Linked DNA regions of Mus musculus: region 1 is linked to region 2. The links are chromatin contacts, found by Hi-C or POLR2A ChIA-PET in ENCODE. All regions are on one chromosome and are shown on one strand. Each heading gives the region's core, a stretch centred on a gene start or an enhancer-like site at or near the end of the contact. The rest is flanking DNA. Distances are from core to core; before and after follow the strand shown. Region 1 holds the start of Ddc (dopa decarboxylase). Region 2 overlaps Ddc (dopa decarboxylase).

What was found. A loop is a pair of places that touch in the nucleus more often than their neighbours do. ChIA-PET counts read pairs that join two places held with the same protein, here RNA polymerase II (POLR2A).
Region 1: a loop to region 2 is called in a map of mouse trophoblast stem cell, with 2.2 times the contacts of the local background. The contact joins the promoter of Ddc here to the enhancer-like site in region 2. A Hi-C loop is called at or near these places in 2 of 37 maps with a recorded cell type or tissue (both mouse trophoblast stem cell). POLR2A ChIA-PET finds 5 or more read pairs at or near these places in 4 of 5 experiments (all embryonic stem cell).

What each region holds. Positions count from the first base shown.
Region 1 is chr11:11,894,872-11,899,490 of GRCm38, forward strand. Ddc (dopa decarboxylase) reads right to left here and starts at 3,273. Exons shown (of 15, transcript NM_001190448.1): 1 at 3,141-3,273.
Region 2 is chr11:11,819,465-11,824,118 of GRCm38, forward strand. Ddc (dopa decarboxylase) reads right to left here. Exons shown (of 15, transcript NM_001190448.1): 12 at 2,731-2,829. Among named protein-coding and RNA genes, the nearest start is that of Fignl1, 13 kb to the left of the region's middle. Within about 2 kb of position 1,456, at least 2 of the 3 ENCODE cell types and tissues checked have a DNase peak (open chromatin) inside an H3K27ac peak, as active enhancers do.

The sequences.
Region 1 (4,619 bases), core at 2,023-4,522, 77 kb after region 2:
CTTGACTATGATGTAAAGGGGTTAGATTTCAGGGATGCTCTGTTTGCTAGATGCAAGGTCCCATATATGAGTAGAGGATCCTCAACTGTGAATTTGCTGTGTGTCAGAAATGTTTTTAATATTACATCTCACTGAGCAAGCACGTGCTTCTTCTTGCCGTTATCCTGAACAGTATAGTACTGTGAAAAACACTTAATGTCAATCGGGAGCTTCTAGCCACCTTTGAGTATTGAGTTCTTGAATAAACGACACTCCGGGTCTTTAATTTATAACAAGCCTTAATCAGCACTAGAGCTGAGCAGATGTCTATCCTCTATGCTATTATGTTTATTTTCCTGTCAATAACCCCCCTATATGATTTACTGTGTTTTGTCTGGGCTGCTCGTAGCTCCAATTACCCACTCCTTGTGGCCATTATTTTTACATTCTTACCCCATCTCCCCTCTCTTCAACTTCCTTTCTCTCCTCGTGGTCTCCTCAGACCCCAAGCCCAGAAACCCCAAACCCTGCCTATGTCTCTTCTGCCCAGCTATTGGTTGTCGGCACCATTATTTAACCAATAGTTTTAAGTTAGGGAGCAAGGTCACATTGCACGTGTGGATTCTCTGCTTCCCAGGAGCAACCAGGCCTTGGAGGCGAGTATTTATCATTACAAAACTTATCAAAAGATCAAACCTCAACAGCAAGTCTAGTGGCAATTTTAGAATTTTGGTTTCTTTAAAATAACACAGAAATATTATAAGAATATGTTTTTGTTTTAATCTTAGATATAGGCTATCAGCTTGTTCACAGCAGCTAAGGTTTGCTTCCTGTTTTAAGCAGAAGTGTGATTTTTGCTAGCGGCAGATAGTTTCTAGGATTGTGTGACATTTGGAATTGTGGGGACTTTTCAGAAGGTATGTACATGTTAGGGCTCTGCTGGTAGGGTAGGTTGTTGTTTGTTGGTTGGTTTTGATAGTTCACAGTTTATTCATGTACAAAGAAGAAACAACAGGAAGAAATTAGATATCCTGAGGGCAAAGATCAAACTTTCCCCAAGGAGCTCAACCCAGCTAATCAGTTAGAGGTAGTATGTTGACCTATGGTTGCCCCTTTCCCTTCTATCCTTTTTTCTATCTTGTCTAGTATTCGGGAGCTGAAATGGTGGGGAAAGGGTGAAGAAGGGTAGAAGAAAAAGAACCCACAAAATAGCAAATTCTGGCTACTATAGAGTACTAACAACTGTTCACACTGTATTATATAATATCTAGACATGATTCACAGGTATGGGAAGCACTATCTGTTGAAAGCCAAACAGGCCACTTTAAAAAAATATTTATTGATTTTTTGTTTTGTTTTTGTTTTTGTTTTTTGTTTTTTGTTTTTTGTTTTTTTTTTTTGAGACAGGGTTTCTCTGTATAGCCCTGGCTGTCCTGGAGCTCACTTTGTAGACCAGGCTGGCCTCAAACTCAGAAATCTGCCTGCCTTTGCCTCCAGATTGCCACCACGTCCAGCTGATTTTTTTTTTTTTTTTTTATGTATATGAATACACTGGCCGGGCAGTGGTGGCGCACGTCTTTTATCCCAGCACTTGGGAGGCAGAGGTAGGTGGATTTCTGAGTTCGAGGCCAGCCTGGTCTACAGAGTGAGTTCCAGGACAGCCAGAGCTATACAGAGAAACCCTGTCTGAAAGAGAGAGAGAGAGAGGGAGAGGGAGAGAGAGAGAGAGAAATGAATACACTATAGTTCATCTTCAGACTGTAGCTGCCTTCAGACACACCAGAAGAGAGCATTGGACCCAATTAAAGATGATTATGAGCCACCAAAGGGTAGCTAGGAATTGAACTCAAGACCTCTTGGAAGAGCAGTCAGTCCTCTTAACCACTGAACCATCTTTGCAACCTAAGTAGACCACTTTTAAAAAGGCACTTGAAAAATTCATGGGTGTTGATTTTTGCAGGGTTACAGGATCCATCCCTCATGAGTACAGAAACAGTGATATTTAGTAAAGATATGTTGGAATTTTTCGGTCTAGTGGCATATTTTTAATTTCTCCCAATAATCGTATTAATATCTCTTGTGCATGTTTGAACTTCTATGTGTATAGAATTGTATTATATGCTTCCCCCAACATAATATTTTTATTATTTAGTTGGGAATTTCAAACACACACCCCAATCACACTCCCTCTCATTCCTCACAGGTCCACCTTCCCACCCTTGTCCTCTCCCCCATAAAGCAAGCAAGTAAACAAACAAAAACCCCACTTGTATTGCCCATATACTCACTGGAGAAAGACCAAAATCCCGGTGGCCAGTCCTTTAAAGAAAGCTGAGTCTTTACACGCACACACACACACACACACACACACACTCTCTCTCTCTCTCTCTCTCTCTGTCTCTCTCTCTCTCTCACACACACACACACACACACACACACACACACACACACACACCTGCCAGAGGTTGTCAACTGTGAAGAGTTACGCTTTAACCAGCATCTTTATCACAGTTTTTAAGGACTCTTTTCAATAGCTTCCTATACGAACTGTTCCTTGAAGGAGTAAAATGTCATTTAATTTCAGTAATACACTAAAATTATTGAGTTGATTACTCAAATAACTTTCTTCAAATGTGACCATCTTTTCTTCCTCAGCCTTCTCCCGAGCGTCTTCCAGGCAAGGGTCCTTCTAAGGTAGGTCAGAGTTCTGTGAGGGGATTTTCTCAGATCTGGGAGCATGAGCACGGATTTAATTTTCACTGGAACCTTGCAAAGTAGGTTCTATTAAAACTGCCATTTCCCAGATGAGCAGGCTTAGGGAATGAAGCGACTAATGCCACTTTGTTGCGCATGGTCTTGTGAAGGGGAAGCCCTGTCTCCTTTATCTGCTACTAAACTTTCTCCCTGAAGTCATGTGTCACCACTGCATGGGTGTTCCCGCCCTGCCTGTATGTACGCACACATGTGCAACCAACTACGCAACTGCAATAGAACCGAAAAGTTTGCCAAGACTTCAGCAAAGAGGAAGCCTTTTGTTATCAACAATCCCTGTTCTCAAGAGAGCCGTCCTTTCAGCACACATTCAGTATTGTGGAGCCCAAGAGTCACAATAGGAATGGTGCCTTTTCAGCAACTAGTGTCCAACAAAATATACTACTTACTTGCTTGGAATTTGGATTCTTCACAGGTCCACTCTGTTGTCGGGATTGTCCAGCTCTGCGAACTGAAGAGGAGGTGGCGACACAACTGTGAACTTGGTGCTTGGGCAACTTACTCTCATCGATGCTTTGAACTGACCCATTTCTTTGTCCTTACATTTTAGCCTTGTATTCTGGTTAAACATTAATTTCTGCTGGTATAAAGGTCAAGGCGTGTAGCCCTTCTTTGGGCTCCTAAGAAATCTCACCCAGTGAGCTTGATTCACAACAAGCCCTGACAGCTTGGCTCTTTCTTACTTCATAACTCTACCATCTAATGCTTTCTCACACAGTCCTGATTTCATACACTTAGTGTTAGCCCTACTAAGTGATTTCATAACTCCAACCCCTGTGTTGGGCAAAGGCTGTCTTATTGAAGATCTGTCCAGAGCCTTTAAATTGATCATGGGGTCTCTAGGGCCAGACAATGGGCAGAATCCACCTGCTAGCCTTCTTTCCCAACCCACTGACACTTGTGATACAGAAGACCATATAGTGGATGAGATTTTGATTAACTTCAGGAAAGCCAAGGCTAACAGTTTCATTGGAGCATAAAGGAGAGCCAAGGAAGTATCATTAAGAAGGCACATAGGAAAAGCCCACAGAGCACTAAGCACTCACCTTCGAGGCAGGTTGCCGATTTGGACCAGTGGGGACAAAGAACAGAGTCACTGTGAGCATGTGTATGGGCAATCTGAAAAAGGACTGAGTCGAGGCAGCTGAGGACAAAATGGCTGTCACCAGAGGTAGTTGCCCCAGGCTAGGGGATGGGGTGATCTGTGTTCCACAGGGGGAACAGGAAAGGTGGTGGGAGTGGGCTTGGATCCAAGGAACCATACTGTCAGAACTGAGGGACAATCTGCCTGACACCGAGGAGACTCCAGGTCCCTCCAAGAATATTTGGAGAAAAGAACGAAAAGGAAGCACTCCAAGCATCAGAGTACTCCAGAAAGCACTCCCCTTGCCTTCCCTATGTTTTAACCTTACTGTGACTCCAGTATGGAATCCAGACGCAAGAGGAAGTAGAGTGGAATTCTTTTTGTTTTCCTGAGGGAAGGGAAACATAGGGCTCCAGGAGGGAAGAATGTTGAGATAAGGAAGTTAGATAGGTTTGAGATATGCTTGTTCGAATGTGTGTCACACACACACACACACACACACACACACACACACACACACACACACATACACATACACATACACATACACATACACATACACATACACATACATATACATATACATATAGGCATGTGCACACACATACCAGGAAGCTTCAGGGAAAGGGGAAAACCACAGAGATGGGCTTCTTGGGTATGTAACCCAAAGGTGGAAGATTTAGTTATGGAGTAACAGAACATGGCCTATGAGACCAGCTTTGGCTCAGGAGAGATGGAAGACACTAAGCATTCACTTTGGGAATTAAATTTCCGATGTTCTCTT
Region 2 (4,654 bases), core at 206-2,705:
TATAGGGCTGCACATCTATTAGTCATTCACATGCGCTGAGCAATGTCCTGCATCCTCACCAGCATTTCCCACATAGGTTGAGAAGAAACTCATCTGCCCTATACCACAAGGATTCCAGCTTCCTCAAAAAAAAAAAAAAAAAAAAAAAACCTCATTTTCTTCTGTCCATGGATCTATGTTTTAACCCCCTTCCGTTTATAATTTTATAATAAACATTATAAAGAAGTAGTTGAAGATTCTAAAAGAAAAAAAGGCCACCTTGACCTCCTCATGATAGCTTTATTAATTTGTAGATAGGAAACTGAGACCCTGCAAGAACAAGTGTCATAGCGTAGGCCTCAGTCATACCTGGGCTCAGCTGAGATTCACATCAGCTGCATCTGATGTGTACACTGGGGTATCACTTCTGCAGTAAATGGGATAGTGATCCCAGCCTGATTCCAACTTACAGACAGGAATCACCCTAACCTGCCACATTCAAGAGCTGTGTCCCCTCTGGTGTGATGGTGTGTGCCTGTAATCACAGCACCTGGAAGATTCTATGAGCCTGAGGCCAACCTGATCGACATACTGAGCCCCAGGCCAACCTGATCGACATACTGAGCCTGAGGCCAACCTGATCGACATACTGAGCCCCAGGCCAACCAAGGCTACATACTGAGACCCTAGCTCCAAAATAATAAAATAATTAAAAGGAAAAAGAAAACGCTATGTGATCGCATTGAATACACCAACTTATTTAATCTCTAGATGTTTAAAGAATTCAAAAACTGATTAAAACCACATATGAACATTTGCTCACTCTCCAAGGGCACACTTAGCTAATTGGAGCCTCCTGGCATCCAGCACTACCTTCCACAAGGCCCATCCTTTAGAGGAGCTGAAGCACACACAGCTTGTTTGGTCATAGATGCCACAGAAGCAATTGTCTCAAGTCTTCCCACCAGAGGGCACCAAAGATTCAGGACTAAAATGCTCTTCAATTAGCTCAAGCCTAGGAACGCCATCTTTGACCATTCCTATGGTCTCCTGTGAAGGCTGGATTGGGGCCTTTCCAGAAAGAGGTGTGGTGTGTCTTTAACCTGGCACAAGCTAATCGCAGTGAGCTGTCCTGAACTGAGAGTCATCACCACCTTTGACTGATAAACCACTTGGGGTTTCTTTCTTATTACACACAAGTTGACTCACCCTCCTTATCCCGTTTGCAATTGGATCAGGGACTATCTAGAAATCTACACACACTCTAGGTTTCTAGTTCTTTCCCCTGTGTAGCTTCTTACACTGCTCAATGTTTGCATACATTTCCTTACAACAGTTTTGTGACCTGGACAGATGCCAGTTTAGAAGAGACACGGGTACTCTTCTAACAACTGCTTTTCTGCATCCTGTCATAGAAGAGGGCCCGAGACACTCAGCCCCTGCCTTTAGCTGCACATCTGGTAATGCAGTGGGACTTAAGGGGAAAGCTGTCACCACCACAGGCTGGAAACCACAGGCATGCTTGCCTCATCAAGATGATGTTGTGGCTTAGAAAGGACTCAGCTGAAGTCACTGGGCCCTCTGCATCTGACTAAATGGGTAGACATGTCCTGGCTCATACTCAGGGCTTAGCCTGGAAACAAACAAACAAACAAAAAAAGTAGGGTAGTAGGACTTAGAATAATAAGCGGCTCCTCAAGCTACTTTAAGGCACATCATAGTGACTGGGTGGCTTATTGGAACCGAAGTTCCATACTGCCCAGAAAGCCTCCTTGAGACAAAAGGACTAGATGGTATCTATCCCAACCAACTCAAAGGTTTTCTTAGTTTGGGAGGTTTGGGTTGTTGTTGCTGCTGTTGTTCGTTTGCTTGCTTGTTTTATTTCATTTTGTTTGGCGGTAGTGGGGGAGAAAAACATTATGCTCTCATTACTAGTATTGCTCCGTCAAAATTACTGCTGGATGGATACGTGGAAAACATTAAATTTACACACTGCTTTTAATTAACTTCCTGGAGCTGATAACCTATATTCTAATGAAAGTGTCTTAGAAGATACATAGAACCAGTTTGTGAGTGCCTTAATCGTAAAGGCCCAAACTACTGCCTGATTCCAACGCTGTGCTTAAGGAAAAAAAAAAAAAAAAAAAAAAAAAAAACGCTCTTTCAGACAACAGCAGATCATGGCTGCTCTCACTCTCTTTCCAGCCTGAACTTTCCAGCCCCGGGCTGGGCCTCCCCTCCCCTCCCCTCCCCTCCCCTCCCCCAGAAGCTCTTTCCTATGTAATCCAGACATTTTGGCCTCTCGCTCCCCCTCACTCCCCCCTCTCTGCATTCTCTCTCCCTGAACGCGCATGCTCTTTCTCGCTTTCTCTTCCCCCTCCCCTCTGTCTCGCTCCTCGTGGCGCCTCGTTCCTTGGGACCAGTGAACTCGCCCCAGAGCTGCTTCCCAAGAAACCTGCCTTTATTCAAACCTGGTTTGAATTGACTCGTTTCACTGGGGGAGAATAACTTATCACATCCATTCCTCTGTCCCCAAAGGCCTGTCCCTTCTAGGAAATTGTCTGTCTCTGCTTGTATATGAAAATTCTGATGCCCTCATGTTTATGAAAGGGCCTCATGATGTACTTTTCAGAGCTTATCCCTGTTGTTAGGCAATGCATGATGGTGTTTGCTTACAAAGACACCTGAATTCGTTTCTGAGTTTCCTACGACCGACCGTTAGAACATTAGATAAACAAAGAAGGCAGTCACCTTTCGGATGTAAGCCTGCAGCCCCTTGACTCCGTACATTCTAAAAACAAACCACATTTTCAAAGAGCGAAATCGTCGCCCCAGTGGGATCTGCCAGTGCTGAAATAAAATATAAAGAACCCGTCAGTGAGAACAGTGCAAACAGCCAGGCTCCTTTTCAGCTTCCCAGTCAGCCGGTTTCTTCTGGAAGCAGCCAGTTTCCTATAGAATGGCCGTTTCCCAGCCGGGAAGGCGTACAACTTGTTGTGTGAGCTGGGGAGAAGAGAGGGAGAAGCTGCCTTCACATCCTGTGGAGATGAGGACAGAAGAAACACTGAACGAGAGGCACTGAAGTTTACCATTTTCAACGCACAAATGTCTGCTGAGTACACCCCAGAGGAGGCACTCCAGGAAGAAATAGGAATGATGTGGTCCTGCCCTAGGCAGCTTCCGAGGGGGCAGGAGGTCATCCAGGCAGAGAGAGGGTGCTGAACTCCTTGTGTGTCTGCCTTTCTCTGCCTGGATGCACTGAAGCTGCACTCTGAAACAGTATCAGCGCCTTTGTCTCACTGACCTCTGGGGAGTGACCCCTAATACCCTTTTACCAAAGAAGCCTGCCTCTGCTTCTCCTAGCTTTTCCAGACGGTCATCTGACAGGCTGTTCACACTGGCTCCTCACATTCTTCTTGATGGTGATGGATGATGGTTGGAAATGCAATAAAAGCACGTAGGAAAGGGCAGGCATGAGACACAGGCCTGTCGGGAGGATGGCCTTGCACTACTTCCTGGCTTTCTTTGAAATTCTTTTACTTGGGCTTACAAAGGGCGGGCTGGGGGAGGGGAGCTCTTTACTTCTTATCTAGTCCGGAGGCTCCAGTCTCCTGGAGAGAAAGCGCAGTCTCCCTTCTGGGTGGTGTTCTACAGTTGGGAAAAGCACCCTAAACTCGCCCGCTGTCTACCATCACAGAGCCCACTAAGAATTAGCTTTAGCTACAATTAAGAGTGAGCTCCGTGCTGCTTCTAGGAACACAGAGTTTATTTTTAAATGCAGTCGTTCCTCCCTGAATCATGAAATCTGAGACAACACCAAATGTATATATGCTGTTTCCCCTATACTTGTATGCCTATGGTATAATTGCTTTTTGTTTGAGGCACAGTCTCATTATGTAGCCCCAGCTGGCATGGACTTAGTAGGCTAGGTTGGTAGGCTAGGAGAACCTCCTGCCCCTGCCTCCTGAGTTCTGGGGTTAAGGGTGTGCGCCATCAGACTTTACTCCCTAGTTTAATTCCTTATTATTAAACTGTTTCTTTATGAAGGCCTCTGGTTTTCCTGAATTATTATGCAGCAGTCCTGCAACTTTTACCAAGTATATAAAATCAGAATGAGACAATAAGGCCATAGGATGTGCGGGGTTTTTTTGTTTGTTTGTTTGTTTTTCCATTTTGCTTCTGCACAGTTTAAGTACCATTGTGGGGAAGGGGACATCTGACCTCATGCCAAGTTCACTTAAAACAATGGAGGGTCTGCTGACAATTGCTGACAGACTTGCCAAGCTCTGTTTAACGTAGAGCTTTTCCTCTCAAAAGTCTGGCATTTGTACCCCCCACAAGAGTAATACAAATCCAAAGCCCACAGAAGTGTCAGGATGAAAAGATTTTAAGTGATCTTATCCTCAAACTACTTTTAATATTATTCTTATAGTATCCCTTAAATTGTGCTTTCTAAAAGGTAACTTGGATCCTAAATAGGGCTAGCTTGTACAAAGTTAAAGGAGAAAATGGAGTGTTCTCTTGGCCATACCCATAGCTGCACAAGTCCTAGCTTTTCCCCATAGCACAAGCTTCCATGAGACTCTGGCCTGGGAGAAGATAGGATGAAGATTCCCTGGTAACCTGCACCTGCCAGCCTGCAGCTGTCATCAGAAGAAGGAAGGGTACTCTGTGT